2 separate regions of the Homo sapiens genome follow, and region 1 is linked to region 2. A link is a loop called in an ENCODE intact Hi-C map of the cell type or tissue named here. Cell type or tissue: endothelial cell of umbilical vein. All regions are shown on one strand. Links, peaks and the distances in the headings refer to the core of each region. The heading gives the core; the rest is flanking DNA.

The links. Hi-C counts contacts between places; a loop is a spot of excess contacts. Peaks named below come from ENCODE experiments on the same cell type or tissue, not always from the same donor. Only the 100,000 strongest peaks of a DNase experiment are listed, where the experiment ranks them.
Region 1: it touches region 2 in a loop (8-fold over the local background); 2 of 110 quality-filtered maps call a loop at or near these places.

Annotation. Positions count from the first base shown.
Region 1 is chr17:72,902,492-72,913,564 of GRCh38, reverse strand. All of the region lies in intron 5 of SLC39A11 (solute carrier family 39 member 11), which reads left to right. Among named protein-coding and RNA genes, the nearest start is that of SLC39A11, 180 kb to the left of the region's middle. In endothelial cell of umbilical vein, for the core only: no CTCF peak of the experiment used is centred there; a DNase peak (open chromatin) is centred at 6,444; H3K27ac peaks cover 1,334 bases.
Region 2 is chr17:72,980,541-72,991,613 of GRCh38, reverse strand. The region is part of intron 4 of SLC39A11 (solute carrier family 39 member 11); the gene reads left to right. Among named protein-coding and RNA genes, the nearest start is that of SLC39A11, 110 kb to the left of the region's middle. RefSeq lists a silencer at 5,297-5,346. In endothelial cell of umbilical vein, for the core only: a CTCF peak has its summit at 5,342 (motif pointing left); DNase peaks (open chromatin) are centred at 5,313 and 6,863; H3K27ac peaks cover 754 bases.

The DNA.
Region 1 (11,073 bases), core at 2,153-10,152, 79 kb after region 2:
TTCATCCTTATCCTTTAGGCCTTTCCTTCTCAACAGATGATGTCATCTCTTATTTCACTGAGCAAACTGGGTATCCCAGGAGGAGACTCCATCCACTTCCTGCCCCCTTGCCAAAAATGTATCTTGATTTTTCCTTCCTCTTTACTTCCTGGCTGCCTGCCTTCAAGGAAGTCAGGTCCCTCCCTTTCTCCAGGATTAATTTCTCCAGCTCATTCTTGATTTTGTCCCTGTCTCTCCAGGGAGCTTGCCTCCATGATTAGCTTCATCCTTTGTTCCACTTATGACAGTGTCCGCTGTGTCGACTTCTTTCATTCAGCTTATAAAGATGCCCAAGGCTTCCCATTTAAAAAAATTAAAAAAGGATTTTTTTTTTTGCCCCTACACCCTCCAATTTCTTTCCTCCTGCCCTCTTACCTCCTATCTAACTTTCTCTAGTCTACACCAGTATATAATATGGCATATTATATTCTGGACATTTGGCATTCAGAGTATAAATCAGGACTTTTTAGAAATTGCTGGAAACATCAGGATTGTTTTATTCCTACTTTAATACCCAAGCATATTTAAAAAAGCAGAAATGGTATATATTTTGCTACCGTCCTGACACCACATCTGGGGAAAGCTCTTGGGGTTCAGCTGTCTCTCGAGTCAGCACTCTTGAGCCGATTGCCAATGGAGCAAGAGGGATGGGGAGAAGGTCAAAGAAGGGGGCGCAGCTCAGGGTCTGGGCAAGGAGATGAGCAAGTAGGGCTGGGGTGTAAGATCATGCCAATTGCTGACATTTTGATTCCATCTTCTGCCTTCTCCATGTCAGCTTGTCCTTGGCACAGGCAGGACCAAGTGAGATGCTCTGCTCTGGTCGATGCTTCTGGTCCGGTGTTTCCTCCTCACCCCCGTACCCTCAGGTTCTCCTCCGTCAGCCTACTGAAGTTGCCACCATTAAGGATCCTGTCTTGCACCTTTAATGACCTTGAGCTTGGTGTGGTGGCAGGCTCCCAGCTCTTTGGGAGGCTGAGGTGGGAAAATCACTTGAGCCCAGGAATTCAAGGCTGCAGAAAGCTGTGATCATGCCACTGCACTCCAGCCTGGGTAGCGGCTCAAGACCCCCATCACTTAAAAAAAAAAAAAAAAGATATTGTCCTAAGAATGTAAATAATGTTAACAGCCACTTTCTCTTCTGACTTGGGGCACCACCTTCTCCAGATTCCCCTGTTGCCTTGAGGTCTTCTGTGTGTGGCTTCTGTTGTAATGCCTCCTGCTTGGTGGGGACTGCACTAGGTCCTCTGTAGACATCGTGAAGTTCCAGCTCTCCAGGCTTCTGCAGGGTCCATATCATAGGATTGGACTGGCTAGAGATGAGGAGATTGGGGCTCAGAGAGGCTTACTTAGCTGCTCATTTATTAGCTAGAAAAACCAGAGGTTAAACCCAGGTCTGGCTCTCTTCAAACCTCCTCCTTTTCCTTGGTGTTGGCACGCTCCTTGGGTAACATCTTTCATGCCTGCAGCACCAATGCCCACCAGGAGTGTGCCTGTGCATCCCAAATCCCATCACGTTGCTCAGAACGCCTTCTTGAGCACCAGCCCTGCATTTTCAACTGCTTGTTAGAAATTTCCAAACTGGGCCAGGCTGCAGTGGCTCACGCCTGTAATCCCAGCACTTCGGGAGGCCAAGGCGGGCAGATCACCTGAGGTTGGAAGTTCAAGACCAGCCTGGCCAACATGGTGAAACCCCATCTCTACTAAAAATACAAAAATTAACCGGACATGGTGATGTGTGCCTGTAATTCCAGCTACTCGGGAGGCTGAGGTGGTAGAATTGCTTGAACCCGGGAGGCAGAGGTTGCAGTGAGCTGAGATCACACCATTGTACTCCAGCCTGGGCTCAGAATGGTTGAGGTGGGGTTTGGTTTTGTTTGATGTGCTCAGGGTGGTCTTCACAGAAGAATCAGAATCAGACTGCCTCTCCTAGGAAGGACAGAAGATTGCCTGGGCGAGCGGAAGGAGAACGAGGAGGCTGACAGGAAAAGGGAGGTCGGGAGGGTAAGGGCACTCCAGACAGGACCCAGCAAACTACAGAGATGCAGATGTGAGGGAGACCACGAGATGTGTAAAAAGAGAACGTTTTTGTGTAAAGTTTTTTTTTTTTAAATTATACTTTAAGTTTTAGGGTACATGTGCACAACGTGCAGGTTTGTTATATATGTATACATGTGCCGTGTTGGTGTGCTGCACCCATTAACTCGTCATTTAACATTAGGTATATCTCCTAATGCTATCCTTCCCCCCTTCCTCCACCCCACAACAGGCCCCGGTGTGTGATGTTCCCCTTCCTGTGTCCAAGTGTTCTCATTGTTCAATTCCCACCTATGAGTGTTTTAAAAAACTGGTTCATCTCTAAATCCGTATGGTGGAGGCAGCGATATTATTTTATTTTATGTGTACAGGGAAGGTCTATTTATAAAGGTGTGATTACTCTGTTACTTGTTTTATAAGTGGGTTTTAATATGTATTAAGCAAGAAAAAAGAACCTATACTGAGTTGTGAGTAGAAGTCCCACGGAGGTTCTGGGCAAAGTGTGGTGCTATGGTTGGTATTATTCTGATGCAAAGAACACTCTTTTTTTTTTTTTTTTTTTTTTGAGGTGGAGTCTTGCTCTGTTGCCCAGGCTGGAGTACAGTGGTGTGATCTTGGCTCACTGCAACCTCTGCCTTCTGGGTTCACGTGACTCTCCTGCCTCAGCCTCCTGAGTAGCTGGGATTAAAGGTGCCTGCCATCACGCCCGGCTATTTTTTATATTTTTAGTAGAGATGAGGTTTCACCATGTTGGCCAGGATGGTCTTGAACTCCTGGCCTGAAGTGATCTGCCTGCCTTGGCCTCCCAAAGTATTGGGATTACAGCCATGAGTCACTGTGCCCAGCCTTTTTTTTTTTTTTTTTTTTTGAGACGGAGTCTTGCTCTGTTGCCCAGGATGGGGTGCAGTGACACGATCTCTGCTCACTGCAACTTCCATCTCCCAGGTTCAAGCGATTCTCGCACCTCAGCCTCCTGAGTAGCTGGGATTATAGGCGCATGCCACCACGCCTGGCTAATTTTTGTATTTTTAGTAGAGATGGGGTTTCACAACGTTGGCCACGCTGGTCTCAAACTTCTGACCTCAAGAGATCTGCCTGCCTCAGCCTCCCAAAGTGCTGGGATTACAGGCACGGGCCACCGCACCCGGTTTCTTTTACTTTTTTAAAAAAATAATTTCAACTTTTATTTTAGATTCAGGAGATACATATGCATGTTTGTTATATGAGTATATCATGTGATACTCACTGAGGGGTATGAATGACCCCACCACCCAGATAGGGAGCGTAGTACCCAACAGGTAGTTTTTCAGCCCTTCCCACCTCCCCTCTTCGTAATATCAGCCTTGGCAAACAACTTACGACTAAAAATGTTGTGATAGAATTGAGGAGATCTGGGTTCCAGTCCAACCTTCTGCTGTAACTGCTATAGAAAGTTGAGGAGGCCGGGTGCGGTGGCTCACACCTGTAATCCCAACACTTTGGGAGGCCGAGGTGGGTGGATCATGAGGTGAGGAGATCGAGACCATCCTGGCTAACACGGTGAAACCCCGTCTCTACTAAAAAAATACAAAAAAAAAAAGTAGCCGGGCGTAATGGCGGGCGCCTGGAGTCCCAGCTACTCGGGAGGCTGAAGCAGGAGAATGGCGTGAACGCGGGAAGCGGAGGTTGCAGTGAGCCGAGATCACGCCACTGCACTCCAGCCTGGGCAACAGAGCGAGACTCCGTCTCAAAAAAAAAAAAAGAAAAAAGAAAAAAAAGAAAGAAAGACAGTTGAGCAAACTGGCTCTGCAAGCCTCTGTTTCCTGATTGGTGAGTGAGGACTTTGGCATAAATCAACAATTCTTCACCTTGGCAGATACAGCCCTGTTGGGAACCTGTGGAAGCTGAGGATCCTCTTCCCTAACAAAAAGACACAAATAGACAGTTCTTTTTTTTCCTTAGGATTTTGGACAGTTCCTGAATGTCTGAAGCCCAGCTTAAGAACCCCTGGACCAGTTCTTTCTTCGTAATTTTCCAGTTTGCTTTCTCCAGAGCGTGTTGCATGGAGACCCGTCTGATGGGTGCTAATAATGAGTGGTCAAGTGAGCTTGGAAAATGGGATTCAAGTCAATGTGTTTCTGAAGTGCAAGACCCCTCTAAGGTTAATTTGCTAACAGGCAACGTGACTCTCCCCAGAATCGCATTCTTCATACCTACTGGACCAGTTAGAATTTTCCAGAATGGGTGGGATGCAATGGCTGACGCCTGTAATCTCAACACTTTGGGAGGCCAAGGTGGGAGGATCGCTTGAGCCCAGGAGGTTGAGGCCACAGTGAGCCATAACTGCCCCACTTTACTCCAGCCTCGGTGACAGAACAAGACTCTGACTCCCAAAAAACAACAAAACAAAAAGATTTTTCCAGAATGCACTCTGAGGCAACCTGCTCTTAGGAAACGGTTCTCTGAGATTATTTCTGTTGTCTGAAAGGTATGGTTTTGAGATACCTCTGTTTAGCTTTGGGGTTCCGTTTGAATGTGGATGTTGTTGGTTAATCTTTATATCCTGTGAGATGACCAGGCTTGGCTCCCGTGCCTTGGAGAGGGAGTGGAAACATCCCTGGTCATAGTATAAGATCTGGAACCTTCTCTGGCCAGCATCCTTGTTTGACTGGGGAGATACAGTCATGCGTCAGCGTGGGGCAGTTAAAGGTAATTTCTACCCATCCAATTGGGATTTGCCACCCTGGCAGTTTGGGGTGAAGGCCTCACCCATATAATGACACCATGCTGGGGTCCTTTGCCCTCTGGTATTTGGCATGCACCTAGCATCACCCCTACAGCATGCCCGTCTCCTCCCTTACTGACTGGTGGTCACCCCATGGGCTGTAGACGCTTCCTCAGAATCCTCCTAAAGAAACCCATCCGCCTCGATGGCCTGTGTGACCTGTTTTCATGGAGAACCAGCCTGGCAAGCCGGGGCTCTCTGGACAGTTCTCCTGCCCTTGGCAGAGACGGCACGGTAGTGTCCTGTCGCAAGTCACATAGTGTCTTGGTCAGATGCAGCCGTGTTGTTTTGGCCCCGAAGTGGCCAGCCTGGCCCTGTGTGTGTGGCTAGCAGGTTGCAGCAGCGATTTGAAGGAGGCTGTAAGACTTTACCTACCCCCAAAATCTCTCTCCCAGGATTGCTCCCTGCCACCAAAAGAATACTGATAAAATATTCTTTATCTGAGAAAAAGTGGAGGCCCCCAGCCTCAACCCATTCACACCTGTGGATTTATTAGGCTGGCTGGTTAACATCCCAGGAGGCAGAGAGCACCTGGCCTGGACGCTGGCTAAAGAAGCCTTGGGTTTCAGTGAGGACGGCCACTGAAGGGACGGGCCCTGGATGCCAGAACATAGCCTGATGTCTCACTTGTGGCACATGCAGAATAAAGGGACATTCAGGGAGAAGGAGGAACTAAGGCCTACATCATAGAAGGCTTGGAGTGCTCCCATGAGAAGACAAGAGCCAAGCTGTAAATAAGTGATGTATCTGTCCTCTCCTCTGTGCCCTGCCCCTGCTCACCTCAACACACTCTACCCCTTCCCACGTCCAGGAACGACCTGTCTCCTCCTTCCACTTCTCCCCTACGCCCCGCTTTGGTGACTGCCCCATGCTGTGCACCGCAGTCTGTGGCGTGGGATATGGGTGCAGACTGTTTCCCTGCAGAGTTCTGTGGGTTTCATGTGTCATGTGGTTGTTGGCTTTATCTGCAGTAGGAGGTTCTGCATGGACCCATTTAAGGGGAATGGAACTGGATCACCTGAGTGGAGTGGGATGGAGGTGGGCTGGAGTAAGGAGCAGTTGACTCTGTTTGTTGTTTCTGGGGAGGAAAGCGAGAAAGGATGACTATTTCAGAACTTCTGTGAGGCAGGAAGATCTTTCAGGTTCCCACTTAAGTTCTGCCCGCTCCACATGGGCAGGAGGTCTCATACCATCTTCCTGATTCACTCATTTATTTTTGTTTGTTTGTTTGAGTTGGAGTCTCGCTCCGTCACTCTGTCACGTGGACTGGAGTGCCATGGTGTGATATCGGCTCACTGCAATCTCCGCCTCCTGGGTTCAAGTGATTCTTGTGCCTCAGCCTCCCGAGTAGCTGGGATTATAGGCACGTGCCACTGTGCCTGGCTAATTTTTGTATTTTTAGTAGAGACAGGGTTTCATCATGTTGGCCAGGCTGGTCTCGAACTCCTGAGCTCAAATGATGCGCCCGCCTCGGCCTCCCGAAGTGCAGGTATTACAGTTCTGAGCCCCCGCACCCAGCGCGTGACTCATTCATTTCTGATGGTGTTTTCCTTGTGCTCTCCAGCAGGACAGGAAGAGATATGAGCAGGAGGGACTCGCTGTGTGAAAACACAGGAAATATCTCACTGCTTCCTAAATGCCAGCTCTCTCTTCCCACTTATCTCCTCTGGTGATTGTGGGACTTTAATCAGCCCATTTTCCTTCTTCTGGGATGGTCAGTGCCTTATGCTTTAGTGGAATTGGCTGTTGGAGCCTTCCAGGAAGGAGCAGATGCTTTGATTAGGCAGCCCTGATCTCCGGTGCAAGAGCTGGCCCAGGAGCACTGCTGGCAGGATTTGTGACTTGAAGGGTGGTCTCCATGTTCTCGTACACTTTAACAAGGCAGGTTTCCAGGTGAGTGTAAGCAGGTGGAAGATAAGACACATCATAGTGATCTATGAAGTTTGCTGTCCAGGGAAAGCATCATTTGAAACCTAAGTGTATTTTGATTTTGGGCCTTTAATCGGATTTGTTTAAGGAAATTCTGCCAGTGGATGTTATGCTGATTTGTCCATTAAAGCCCTGTTTCATTAAACAAGGTCTGTTTCAGGTGAGTTGCCTTCTGTCATCAGTTGGAGTCAGGAGGATTCAGTGTATATCTCTCACAGCAAGGCAGGCCAGCTGAAATACCCTTGGCCTAGGCATCATTCCAGGTGCTGGGTCAGGAGTTGCCTGCATCCACCTCCCCAGCTCTCTGTGCCAGCACTTGTCCACTGTTTCCAACTGTGTGCACAGACCCAGCCAAGCCCCGTTCTGGTTTTGGGTAGGAAGGAAGCCCAGGAGGAAACACTGCCTGCAAAGGCACAGGTGTCCTTCTCACCCGTGGTGCCCACGTCTCTCAATCCTGACTATTTTAGACTCCTTGGCCTGGCTTCCTGGCCATTTGTGGCTCAGACCTCTGGCTGACTTCCTCCTCTTCTCCCGTGGACTCCTGAATGGGGTCTGGTCACCTGGCCGCAGCCAGTTTCTCATCTGCTTTCCTTTGCCATTGTGGAGCTCCTTGGATCTGCCCTCTCTCCCATGTGACTTGTAGGAACTTTTGAGGTGTTGTCTAACCAGACTCCTCATTCTGGCCCTTTTGCTCTACTCTAGCTCGTTGTGAACCCAAAAGAGCGTCAAGAGTTGGGGTCCTCTTTGGCCGAGTGTGGTGGCTCACGCCTGTAATCCCAGCACTTTGGGAGGCCAAGGCAGGCGGATCAGGAGGTCAGGAGACTGAGACCATCCTGGCTAACACAGTGAAACCCCATCTCTACTAAATATACAAAACATTAGCCGGGCGTGGTGGCGGGCGCCTGTAGTCCCAGCTACTCAGGAGGCTGAGGCAGGAGAATGGCGTGAACCCGGGAGGCGGAGCTTGCAGTGAGCTGAGATCACGCCACTGTACTCTAGCCTGGGCGACAGAGCGAGACTCTGTCTCAAAAAAAAAAAAAGAGTTGAGTTCTTCTTCATGCCAGGAGTGGCAGTTGCAGGGGTCAGGGTTGACAGTAGATGTTGGGTAGAGCCCACGAGGTTAAGGCTGCCGTGAGCTGAGATTGCGCCACTGCACTCCAGCCTGGGTGACCAAGAGAGACCTTGTCTTCTTTTTTTTTTTAGAGACAGAGTCTTGCTCTGTCACCCAGGCTGGAGTGCAGTGGTGAGATCTTGGCTTACTGCAACCTCCGTCCCCCAGGTTCAAGCAGTTCTTCTGCCTCAGCCTCCCAAATAGCTGTGATTACAGGCATGTGCCACCACACCTGGGTAATTTTTTGTGTATTTAGTAGAGATGGGGTTTTACCATGTTGGCCAGGCGGGTCTGGAACTCCTGACTTCAGGTGATCCGCCTGCCTTGGCCTCCCAAATTGCTGGGAGTACAGGTGTGAGCCACTGTGCCTGGCCTAGACACTATTTAAAAAAAAAAAAAAATAGGAAACAGAAACAGAATCCATCCAGCCACAAAGCACTGCTATTTTCATACTGGTCATTCTCCAGGAGAATCATGGCCTGTGCTATCTTTTTTTTTTTTTTTTTTTTTTTTTTGAGATGGAGTCTCGCTGTGTTGCCCAGGCTGGAGTGCAGTGGTGCGATCTCAGCTCACTGCAAGCTCCGCTTCCCGGGTTCATGCCATTCTTCTGCCTCAGCCTCCCAAGTAGCTGGGACTACAGGTGCCCGCCACCTCGCCTGGCTAATGTTTTGTATATTTAGTAGAGACGGGGTTTCACCATGTTCGCCAGGATGGTCTCGATCTCCTGACCTCGTGATCCGCCTGCCTCGGCCTCCCAAAGTGCTGGGATTACAGGCGTGAGCCACTGTGCCCAGCCGTGCTATCTTTTCTTGAGTAAAGAAATCCCTGCTGATGGGACTGGTGAGCTTTTCCAGGAGGGGGAAAGGTTCTGTAATGCAGCCATGCCCTCCTGCCCACCTTCGGGGACCACATTTGTGAGAGAATCACTTATATCACAAGGCTTTTCATGCCTATGAAGTAATTCTCGCTCTGAGATCCTGAATCCCTTGGCCCGTCAGTGCCACCTGAGAAGGAAAGAAACAAACCGGGGCCCAGTTAGAGCCCAGAGGGTTCCTCAGGCCAACTCAGGATTCCTTCAGTGGCAAAGGCCTGGGGTGCTCTGGGACCTTCCTTGTTGCTGCGAGGCGAGCCCTCCCTTCACCACATTCCTCAGAGTGGCCCTGCACCTGCTCAGAGTGGCTGTGTCTAGGTGACAGACTCTTGCCATGCAGACCAGAGTGAAGCTGATAGGATTTGCTTTGTCACCACCAAAGAGTGTCTGTGGCCGCTCTTCCTTATTTTGGACACTGTATGGTGAAAATTCAGTGGAGACTGAACGTGTTGGGTTCCTTTGCCTGAAATGCCCTTCCCCTTTATTACTGGAAAATCGTCCCCAGGCTTCCAACTCTGGGCTCACCTCTTTTTGTTTTTTTAGAGATAGAGTCTCACTGTGTTGTCCAGGCTGCTCTCGAACTCCTGGGCTCTCGAACTCACATGTTCCTCCTTCCTCAGCCTCCCAAGTAGCTGGGACTGCACGTGTGTGCCACCGCGCCCGGCTTGGGCTCACCGCTTTTGAGGGAGTGTCCTCTGTCACTGCAGTTTCTGTGTCATCTGCCCTCCCTAGCAGTAATGACTACTGAGGAAGGAGGCCCTAGCTGTGTTTTCATCTCAGGGTTCCCATGTATACAGCACAGTGCCTGGCCCATGTGGAGTGAGTGACCAGCATCTGTTCCCGTCTTCAGCACTATTAAGAGTTTTAGCAGGAGGGTGCAGACTTTTTTTCCTGCCCAGGAGCTCACTTGCTCCTGTTATGCATATAGCAGGGTGAGAGGGAGGTGGGGCATGGTTTTAGGGCAAGGGCAGTTGAGTTTTCCGGTTCTGGGAGGAGGCTGGTTATTGAGACCTCAGGATATTTTGTCTCCCAGTCCTCTAGGCAGACAGACCTTCCTAGACAAATAAAAAGACCAATCAAGCCCGATTACTTTGAAAAATTCACATTGATTTCCTCCATTATCTTCTCTCTCCACCTCCCCCTTCAAATTTAATGAACAAAACTAGGAAGATAAATGACCTGGTGCTCATGGGCTGTGAGACTTTGTGTCTGCTCATTACCCGGGGGCTTGGCTGCCCCTCTGTGCTCTGGCTGGGGCCTCTACGGTCACAGTGCTGCAAATAAACCTTTGAGAGAGTCACAGTGGCTGGACCTATTGCAAGAGGTCACTACAGAGCGTGAGCAACTTTGATTATTTTTCTTATGTCTGAATCGGGGTCTTAGGAACTAGCGAGTATTATAGATGGAGTTGTGCCTCAGAGAGACCCAGCATCAGGGGCTGCAATGGGCTTTTGTTGTTGAAGATCCATCCAAGAAGAAGAACTTGTTTTTCCTTTGGCCCTTTCTTGTTTATTTTGATGGAATTTCTTTTTTTTTTTTTTTTTTCTTTTCGAGACAGAGTCTTGCTCTGTTGCCCAGGCTGGAGTGCAGTGCCCTGATCTTGGATCACTGCATCCTCTGCCTCCCAGGTTCAAATAGTTCTCCTGCTTCAGTTCCTCAAGTAGCTGGGATTACAGGCTCCTGCCACCACGCCCTGCTAATTTTTTGTATTTTTGGTAGAGACGGGGTTTCATCATTTGGTCAGGCTGGTCTCAACTCCTGACCTCAGGTGATCCACTTACCTTGGCCTCCCAAAGTGTTGGGATTACAGGCATGAGCCGCCGAGCCCGGCCTATTTCAATGGAATTTCTTAATGACTTTTTTTTCTAACTACAATTTATCATCTTTGACTAAGAAGAACAAAAAACAAAATAATTCTGAGTTTCCCTTATTTGCAAGGCAAGATCCACTCTATAATAGTTCTGTAATGGTGCTGGAAAAAGGCCTTGGGACTGAGTGTTCCTCCTGGGCAGAGGGGTACCCACTGGAAGAAACCAGAGGGGTACCCACTGGTTGTTAAGCTAATTGTACACCTGGTTTACCTCCACCAGCTGCATGTTAAGCCTATTGTTTCCCTTGCTGGTTTTCAAAGTATGTCCGGTTATTCTATCTATAGATATTTGCTCTTGGCATGCTGGTATGGACCAGCCATCTCTTTGTTGATTTGTTTATTCATTTATTCTTCGCTTAGCAACTGCATTCATTTCCTATGGAGTAGTTTGCTGTTAACAAATTACTACAAACTTGGAAGACTTAAAACCGTAGAGATTTATTTTCTCAGGGAGA
Region 2 (11,073 bases), core at 1,318-9,317:
GCCAAGGCGGGGGGATTATCTGAGATCAGGAGTTCAAGACCAGCCTGGCCAACATGGTGAAACCCCCATCTCTAATAAAAATACAAAAATTAGCCGGGTGTGGTGGCGTGGGCCTGTAATCCCAGCTATTTGAGAGGCTGAGGCAGGAGAATTGCTTCAACCCGGGAGGTGGAGGTTGTGGTGAGCCGAGATCACGCCACTGCACCCCAGTCTGGGTGACAGAGCAAGGCTCCATCTCAAAAAAAAAAAAATTAAAAAATAAATAAAAATAACAAAAGTTGCCGAATGCTACATACAGTAAAATACTATTTAACTAAAGTTTGAAATTGTATAAAATAATAGTGTGAATTTTTTGTAGACATATAAAAATATATTAGCATGGTATTAAAAGTGTAAAAATAGCGTTATAAAGCATACCCATGGAATTTTTCAGATATTGAGTACCTCTAATTGGTGCGGAGAGAGAAGAGCTGCAATTCTTTCTGTAATAGTTTACTTAAAAAATCTGAATCAAATATGGTAACAGGTTAACCTTTATTAAATCTAGATCGTTGGTACGTGGACTTACATCTTGTTATTCTCTGTACTCTTCTACATTTCTGAAAGATTGCCTTAAGAAGGAGTCTTAAAAACTATTGACTAAATGACCTCAAAGTAAAGGAAAAACGAATTGTATTTGACAGTAGATCAGCAGACTTTGTCTCATGTAATAGTCACCAAAATATTTCTTCCGTACTTTGTATAACAGTAATGGTCCCTGGTCTTGACAGTCATTAACTTAAGCAGCCTAAACTTTAGTCTCTAGGTTATATATATATACACTGTAAGATTTTAGTGTAGATGTGTGTGTGTTGGTCGGGGAGAATTATTAGAAAATCCTGATATGGGACAGGCACGGTTCTTCACGCCTGTAATCCCAGCACTTTGGGAGGCCGAGGTAGGTGAATCACTTGAGGTCAGGAGTTTGAGACCAGCCTGGCCAACATGGTGAAACCCTGTCTCTACTAAAAATACAAAAAAAATTAGCTGGACCTGGTGGCGTGCACCTGTAGCTCCAGCTCCTCGCGAGGCTGAGGGCTGAGGCAGGAGAATCGCTTGAACCTGGGAAGCCAAGGTTTCAGTGAGTCGAGATCACGCCACTACACTCCAGCCTGGGCAACAGAGGGAGACTCCATCTTGAAAAAGAGAGAGAAAAAAAATCCTGATAGGAAAAGGAAATGTGTTTCTTTAATATATCACACTATTATACTTGAACCCTTCCTGGGGGTTTTTTCCTTCTTGGTCATTTTGTATTTATTCATTTATTTTCTTCTTTCTTGGTCATTTTGTAGTGACTAGGATCAAGCTGTCTGAACCCGGCAGTCTTAGGGTTTGTAACTGGTTGGAATAATTTATTTGTAGCAGCCATCAAGGCTCTGCATCGGTTTGAATGTCAGCATTCTAACTGTAAGACCAAGCAGGACCTAAGGGTAGTGCATGTCACCAATTTTTGTTTAATTAATTTTGCAGCCTAATGCTTGCTTTTGAGATGGAATATTTTTGATGTTATGCCTTTCATGTACTAAGATGGGTAAGTCACTTACAGCATCATCTGCAAATAGTCTGATACTACGTGCAGCATTATCCATTTTTAGGCTGTGTAGTTTAGGATGACGTCTCATCGAAAGAATAAATTACTGAAATAATGAAGACAAAAGAAATTTACTGAAGAGCCTCTAACGAGAGCAGTCATTTTATCCTAGGTGACAGTTATGTCCCTAAATAAGTTTCGTAATTTCTGTATGTGAAGCCCATCACTGGAAGAGTGGTATACCAGGGCTCAAATACTGGTGGAGACTTTACGTAATGATCTGTTTCATTTTCAAGATGAGAGTTTATCACCTTCTCTTAACAAATGCAAAAATCCACATCTTGAAACAGTGGAATAAGAAAAACAGTCTTCACTCAAAGCCAGCTTGATAAACTATGGAAGGTGAGGGTGCATGACAGAATTGTCATTATAAATGAACATACTTCCCAAATACAATGATAATTTCTTGGAACGGTAGATGCCCTTTAAAAATTCTATTAGAAGGCAAAAACAGATACAAGACTAGATCATTTAAAGGTAATCTATGTCTTTAAGACATATCCTGGGATAGTATAAACAAAATGATTTGACGTAATGGAATATTTATACCCTCGCTGTTATGTTATAAGGGATGATAGTAGCTCCAAGAAATGTAAGAGAAACTTGTACTGTTATCTTGGTAAAATCATTTCATTGCAAATAAAAGGATCAAACAATTAAAGGAAGGATGATTCTAGAGTCAGGAGAACTCTGTGAAATACAGCCAAGATCTGGCTGTGCTGTGGGACTGCAGCCTCTGGCATTGAGTAAGGATGGACAATTGTTTTCTTTGTTGTTGTTGTTTTATTTTTATCTTTCTTTTTATTGTGGTGAAAGACACGTAGTAGAAAACTGACCAGCATAACCATTTTTACGTGCACAGTTCAGTAGTGTTAATAAATACGTTCACATTGTTGTGAAGCAGATTTCTAGAACTTCCTCATCTTTTTAGTAGAGATGAAGATGAGGTCTTATCGTGGTGGCCAGGCTGGTCTCGAACTCCTGACCTCAAGTGATGTGCCCTCCTCGGCTTCCCAAAGTGCTCGGATGACAGGCGTGAGCCACCATGCTCTGCCTGCATATTGTAATCTTAAAAAGAGCAAACCTGTCTCTACTAAAAATACAAAAATTAGCTGGGCGTGGTGGCTCACGCCTGTAATCCCAGCTACTCAGTAGGCTGAGGTGGGAGGATCACTTGAACCTGGGAGGCGGAGGTTGCAGTGATCCGAGATCATGCCGCTGCACTCCAGACTGGGCAACAGAGTGAGACTCCATCTCAAAAATAAAAATAAATAAATAAATAAATAAGTAAGTAACACAATTCATAGAAACAGAAAGTAGAACTGCGGTTGCCAAGGGCTAGGGGCACTGAGAAAAGGGGAGTTGTTGTTTAAAAGGTACCGAGTTTCAGATTTGCAACATGAAAAAGTAAAAAAAAAAGTGGAATAAGAATGAGTAAGACCTACTATTTGATAGCACAGTAGGGTGACTAGAGTCAGTAATAACTTAATTGTACATTTGTTTTGTTTTGTTTTGTTTTGTTTGAGACAAGTTCTCGCTCTGTCACCTAGACTGGAGTGCAGTGGTGTGATCTTGTCTGACTGCAGCCTCTGCCTCTCAGGTTCAAGCAATTCTCATGCCTCAGCCTCCAAAGTAGCTGGGATTGCAGGCATGTACCACCGCACCCGGCCAATTTGTGTGTGTGTGTGTTTTTAGCAGAGACGGGATTTCACCATGTTGGCCGGACTGGTTTTGAACTCCTGGCCTCAGGTGATCTTCCCGCCTTGGCCCCCCAAAGTGTTGGGATTACAGGCGTGAGCCACTGTGCCCAGCCTAATTGTACACTTTAAAATAAAGAGTGTAATTGGATTGTTTGTAATTCAAAGGGTAAAAGCTTGAGGGGATGGATGTCGCATTCTCCATGATGTGCTTATTTCACACTGCATGGCTGTGTCAAAACATCTCATGGACCCCATAAATATACACACCTATGTACTCACAAAAATAATAAAAAAGAGAGCTGACTTTTACGTGGCTCTCTTTTCTGGTTTATAGATGCTCTTTTTAAACCATTCATGCCAAGAGTAATAATGGAAAGTAGGCTTTGCTCTTTTACGATTCAGGACGAGAACATGGGAAGAAGTAGCCCCCACCGGCTGTTTGTTTTTTTAAGTGGTGTCATTTTTGGATGGGTGAGTGGATGAGGGAGATTGTTCCCAAAACAACCGTTGGGGCTTCACCTTTCTCTGTAAGTGTCATGAAGTTTTGGAGTGGAGAAAGACTTGGTGTGGAAGAGGAAGGGGTATTCTGATTCAGGACTTTGTCTTTAGGCAAGGAAAAAAACATTTCTTATTTTCCAGAGATTGCTAAAGAATTCTAGTGCAAGCCATCTGTTCCCCTAATAGCCCATTCAGTCCCCTTTTTGGGGAATGGGGAGCATATTTTAACATTTCTGAATTTGCCATGGGAGTGTCAGGGTACCTCTTACTGATTTCTTTAGTAGATTGTGGGATTAATTGTTCATTCCATCTTATTTCTGTCACAAATCCAGGAACTGTATGCTAAGTGCCCCATTCACTCAAACTGGATACACTTTACACAAGTACATTTGGTGATTACCTAATAAGAGACAAACTTCAGGTCCTTGTGGAGTGTCTTAGTCCATTAAGTGTTGCCATAAAGGAATACCTGAGGCTGGGTAATTTACAGACAATAGGTTTATTTGGCTCTCAGTTCTGCAGACTGTATAAGAAGCATAGTGCCAGCATCTGCTTCTGGGGAGGGCCTCAAGAAGCTTCCAATCATGGCAGATGGTGAAGGGGGAACAGATGTGTGACGTGACAAGCGAAGGAGCAAAAGAACTAGCAGGATCTTTCAAACAACCAGTGCTCTCCTGAACCAACAGAGTGAGAACTCGCACATTACTGTGGGGAGGGCAACAAACCATTCATGAGGGATCTGCTCCCGTGACCCAAACCCCTCCTACCAGGCCCTCCTCCAGCACTGGGGCTCACATTTCAACATGAGATTTGGAGGGAACACACATCCATACTATGTCAGAGCTTTGTGGTTTATTGGACAATACCCTGTGCTTTTATTCTTTCCCTTCTGGTATAAAAAACTAGTCATTGTAGTTGAAGACAGTAACCAGTTCATCCCTCATGTTGGCGAGGCTGGTCTTGAACTCCTGACCTCAAGTAATCTGCCTGCCTCAGCCTCCCAAAGTGCTTGGATTACAGGCATGAGCCACCATGCCCGGCCTGTGATTATGTCTTATATCCAATCTACAAGTGCTTCTCACACCTGAATGTGTGCACGGTTCACCCCGGGAGCCTGTTAAAATGCAGATGATGATTTGGCAGGTCTGGGTTGGGGCCCAAGACTGTATGTGTCTCCCAAGCTGTCAAGGTGGCTGATGCTCCTGATCCATGGAGCCCCCTCGGGCTAGCTGGGGGTGGAGGGTGCAGCAGTGTGGCAGTAATGGGACCTCACAGTTGGAAGGGTCCTTGGAGGGTCTGTGGGCCAGTGCCTGGCAGGTGGCGCGTCACACTCGACTTTCTGATGTTCTGATTTAGGAGGCTTTGGGTGGAGCTTAGACGTCTGTATTTCTAAAAAGCTTCACCGGGGCTTTGTCTGCATGGCCAGGCTTGGCAACCACCAGTTTGTCCAGCTCCCCAGCCGTGGTTTGCATCACCTCAACATCTCCCCCTAGTGGTTGTGTTGTGACTAGGGTGTCCTGGCTTTCAAAGCTAGCTCCACAGCCGTCAGGCTTCTGGGGGACCCTGGAGTCTTACTGGGGAGTGAACTGGTTTCCTAGGGCTGTGGGAACAATATATCACAATTTGAATAGCTTAAACAACAGACATTTATTGTCTCAGTTCTAGAGGCTAGAACTTTCTGGAAAGTAGTTCTAAGATTCTGACCTCAAGATGTCAGCAGGGCCATGTGCCTCCTCAAGGCTCCAGGGAAGGATGAGCTCCAAGCCCCTCTCCTAGCTTTTGGTGGTTCCTTGGCTTCTAGTAGCATAACTCCAGTCTTCCCGTAGTATTTTCCTTGTGTGCCTGTCTCTGTGTCCAAATTTCTCCTTTTTATAAGGAAAAAATCATATTGAATTGGGACCTGCCCTAATGACCTTATCTTACCTCGATCATTTACAAAGACCCTGTTTGCAAAAAAGGTCACATTTATAGACAACATCTTTTGCAGGAATGCAGTTCAACCCATCACAGGGAGATAGGGCATCGATTGCAGGAAGATTAATAAATAAAAGACAGTAATAAAAAGTTAGGCCTGGCCAGATGCGGTGGCTCATGCCTGTAATCCCAGCACTTTGGGAGTTTGAGGTGGGTGGATCACCTGAGGTCAGGAGTTCGAGACCAGCCTGGCCAACATGGCGAAACCCTGTCTCTCCTAAAAATACCAAAATTAGCTCGGTGTTGTGGTGCATGCCTGTAGTCCCAGCTACTCGGGAGGCTGAGGCAGGAGAATTGCTTGAACCTGGGAGGTGGAGGTTGCAGTGAGCCGAGATGGCGCCCCTGCACTCCAGCCTAGGTGAGAGAGTGAGACTCTGTCTCAAAAAAAAAAAAAAAAAAAAAAAGGCAGGCCCCATGCAAATAAAGAAGGTTTGCATGGAAATGAATGTCACAAGTGGGTAATACCTGATAGGGTCAGATATAGCTGGCTAGTCCCGTCAGCAAAGTTGTGGGCAAAAATTCAGAGAGCGACTCTGTGACATGTTCCTCCTTCTGTGGGCGCTGTCTGCGTGGCCCTCACTCAGCTAGCTCTTTCTGTCCTTTCCCCCCTGTATGTCCCTCCCAGGCCACTTAAGCATGAGCAGATCATTGCCTTGTACCTGGTGCCTTGTGGAGTGGCGTCAGCCACGTGGAGTGTGCACATTCCTAGGGAGGTGTGGCCCCAGACAACTTACTGTGTTTGCCCTGCCTCTAGCCCGGCTGGGCCTCCTAGTGTGCTCTGATGAACTAATCAATGCAGGTTGGATTTTTGGAGGGGAGAATTCTTTGTTCCTAACCAGAGAAAATTGATTCCATAAGAGGGTTATTGCTGCTGTGTGCAATTCTCTAGAGTTATTGGATTGCAGAATCATTAGCTTTAGAAGTAAATGAAATAGATTTGGGATATTGTTATGTTTCAGATAAACAAATGGCCTTCCTCCTTATTCATTTAACATTCTGCTTCCAGAAGGAAATGTCAGATGACTCAGAGCCTGATAAAATACTTTGTGGCACACAGGAATGGTAACCAGATGCGGTGAGACTTCACCTTTCTCAGCCCCTGTAAAAGGCGTTGCTTCACTGCGGTGATTCTCACATTTGAGAGTGCATGAGAATCCCCTGGAGGTCTTGCGGAAACACGGGTTGCTGGGCCCACCAGAGGCCTGGAATGGGGCCTGATAACTTGCCTTGCTAACAAGTTCCTGGGTGTTGCTGATGCTGCTGGCCTTGGGGACCCCACTTTGAGAACAGCTGCTTTGCTGAATAAAACTCGAACTCCTGGGAAGCCTGTGGATTCAGTGTGCCTGGGCTTTACATGTATCCCACAACACCCAAGGGAAAGGAATCTTATTTCTTGAATTTTCTTTTTCTTTTCTTTCTTTTTTTTTTTTTTTAAATGTCTGAGTTCCAATAAAGCTTTATTTACAAAAACAGACTGTGGGCCGGGTTTGACCAAGCCCCTTCAGGTCTCATGGCTACTTCTGTGCCCATCCTGGGGTGGCTGAGTTTGTTCTGCCCATGCTCTGTGCAATGCAATGCTACAAGCAGCTTTCAAGGCCGTTCTGCTTCATGGGGGAAGAACAGGGGCAAGAGCTGGGTTTTTTTGCTGCTGATAGTGGCAATTCGATGGGCCTGCCTCCTGTTTCTCTATTTCAATGTGGCTCTGAGGCTCCCAGAATCACTCCACGATTCCAGCCCCACTCTGAGCCATGAGAAACCTGAGGCTACCCAGGTCCTCTCTGCCTGGTTACCCCTCTGCTGGCACTTCTCTGGAGCTTGCCACCCCCCTGAACAGCACTCAGGAAAGGGGTCTAGAGGGCCCCTGCTCTTAGATTCCCAAATCCATCTGGGGATTTCACAGATCCCCACTTCCCTTGGAGCCTTGCCCAGATGGTGAGGGCAGATCCCAGGGTTCCCTTTTCCTTAGTAACTCACCAGCTCTCAGCAACCCCTCTTTTCTTCCGACTTCGTTCTCACCGTTGGGCATCTTTATGGAGTCTGGGTGAAGAGCCTGGCTCTGATTTGAAAGAGAAAATTGCCCACAGCCCATCACTCAAAAGGTACAAAGGGATCTGTGGTGAAAAGTCTTTCTCTCACCTCTGTCTTCTGGTTACTTATTTTATTTCCTCAGAGGTGACCACTTGTAACCAGGTTGTTTTCTGTATTTTTCCAGAGGTGCTTTCTGTCTCCCTAAGCATGTAAGTGTAGATATATTAGTCTGTTCCATAGCCTGATTTCACCACATCTTGGACAGAGGAGTTCCATCTTAGCACATCCATATATGTTGCTTTATTTAAAAACAAAAGCAAACAACAACAACAACAGGCTGGGCACAGTGGCTCATACCTGTAATCCCAGCACTTCGGGAGGCCGAGGCAGGTGGTTCACTTGAGGTCAGGAGCTTGAGACCAGCCTGGCCAACATGGTGAAACCTCGTCTCTACTAAAAATACAAAATTAGCTGGTTGTGGTGGCGCTTGCCTGTAATCCCAGCTCCTCAGGAGGCTGAGACAGGAGAATCGCTTGAACCTGGGAGGTGGAGGCTGCAGTGAGCTGAGATCGCGGCACTGCACCCCAGCCTGGGCTACAGAGTGAGACTTGGTCTCAAAAAAAAAAACAAAAACAAATAAACAAACAAAAAACAACAACAAAAAACACCCTGGGTACTATTCCATCAAATGAAGGTACTGTGAGTTATCTAATCAGTTCCCTGTTGAGGGGCATTTTGATTGTTTCATGTCCTTTACTCTTAGGAACAGTGATGCAGTGAATATCCTGGTGGATATTTAATAGACGTTCTCTGAGTTGACCTTGCCTGGATGGAGATGCATGGATAATAGACACTCTGTGTTTCTGCTGCCCATTATACTCCAAACACTTGCAGCCCTGTCGTCAGTGCAACCTGAGTCAGTTGTTCATTAATCCAACTATTTATTTTAGCTGCACTTGCTGCCATCATTTGATTTCATCAAATGTTATGTAATTTTAATGAAAGTTCAGATTTGAAGAGATTTGCTAACATTGAATCACCAAATTTCTGTCAAATAAGGCATAGTAGAGACAGCTGTTAAAAAAAAAAAAGACTTGGCAACGAATTAGAAAAATGGAGATTCTATTTCCAGATTTCTCCCCAGGTGTCTTTAAGTCTTTCCACCACTTTAAAGAAACAAAATCTGAAGATTGTAAATGAAGTATTACGAACAAGGTTTTTGCAAAATAGACGAAACAGAACTTTTATCAGTTGACCGATATGGACGAAAGAGGCCTCTGATTTACATCATAAGATTTGCAAGTGAATGCACATTTATTTGCTTGAAATTAAAATTACTTTTGGGGGGAGATTCTTCCCATTTTCCATGTTTAAAATTAACCTATTAATGACCAGTTTGGACCACATCAGATAGAAAGTAGCTACCGTCTGTATTTGAGTCCATGTGAACATATCTATAAAACTAAGTTTCTGAAAGTGGGATTATACAGTGGATATTTGTGAATTTTCCCTTTTACAGAAATTCTCAAGTTGCCCTTCCTTGAGCTTATACTGATTTATACTTTTACCAGCAATGTTTGAGAATGTCTTTATCCATACCCCATCCCTATAGGGTTTTAGTAAAATTTTTGATTTTTTGTTAATAGGAATAGGTAAAAAATGGTATTTCATGGAGTCTTCTTTGTTTAAAAAAAAAAAAAAATTTTAGAGATGGAGTCTCACCATGCTGCCCAGGCTGGTCTCAAACTCCTGGCCTCAAGCAATCCTCTTGCCTTGGCCTCCCAAGTGGCTGGGATTACAGATGTGTGCCACTGCTCCGGCCTACAGCTTTGTCTTATTAGTCAGCTTAGCATCTTTCCACGTGTTTCAAAGCTGTTTGTATTTCCCTTTCTGTGAAGTGTCTGTGTCTTTCTCTTACTTTTCTGTTCCATGGTTGGTCTTTCCTAACTCATTATTTTGGAGCTCCTTGTGTATTCAGAAAATTATCTGCAATATTATTATAATTCTTTTCTCAGTTGGTCACTTGTGAGTCTGTTTATGGTGCTTCCAACCATGTAGATTTTTATTTAATTTGTACCTCTTTGAACTTAGTCTTTTTTGATTCATACTTAGTAAAGTCTTCCTCATTCCAAGAGGATTAAAAATACCTATTTTTTTTCTACAACTTGGTTTCCTTTTTTTTTTTTTTTGCATTTAAATATTTAATTCATCCAGAATCTATTTTGGTATACAAAGTGAGATAGGGATTAAAATAATCTATTTTGGTATAAAAAGTGAGATAGAGATTAAAATGTATGTATTTCCAGATGGCTCTCAGAAGTCTTGATACCATTTGTTGAATAATCCATCTTTTCTCCGTTAATGTAAATGCCAGCTATAAAATTTACTAAATCAGAAGATGTATTTACGTATTTGCTTCTGGATTTTTGTAGTCCTAAGGTGAATAATAAACTAGCCATTTAGCCAGCCATATGTGTGTATTGAGTGCTTGAAGTGTGACTAGTCCAGATTGAGATGGGCTATAAATAAAAAATACACAGTGGATTTTGAAGACTTACTAAAAATATATATGTATAAAATATCTCATTACCAATTTTTATATTGCTTACCTTATTGAAGTGAAACTATTTTGGATATATTTGGATAAAATAAAATATGTTATTACAATTAATTTCACCTGTTTCCTTCCCCTTGGTGATTGTGCCTACCAGAAAATTTAATGTTATATTTGTAGCTCACATTCTATTTTTTTTTTTTTTTTGAGATGGAGTCTCCCTCTGTCACCCAGGCTGGAATGCAGTGGCATGATCTCAGCTCACTATAACCTCTGCCTTCTAGGTTCAAGTAATTCTCTGCCTCAGCCTCCATAGTGGCTGGGATTATAGGCACCCACCATCATGCCTGGCTAATTTTTGTATTTTTAGTAGAGACGGGGTTTCACCATCTTGGCCAGGCTGGTCTCAAACTCCTGACCTCTTTGATCCACCCGCCTCAGCCTCCCAAAGTGTCGGGATTACAGGCATGAGCCACCGTGCCCAGCCTCACATTCTATTTTTATTATATGGTGCCGCTTTAATCTTTTCAGCTCTGCCTCTTCAGGTACTATTCTGTTTCAGTTGCTGCAACTTCACGTCTTATCATCTATTCGTCTTCTGTATTACTTGTATTACGTTCCTTTTCAAAAGTTTCTTGGTTATTCTTACAGCATATTTTCCCATGTGAACTTTAGCATCAGCTTGCGAA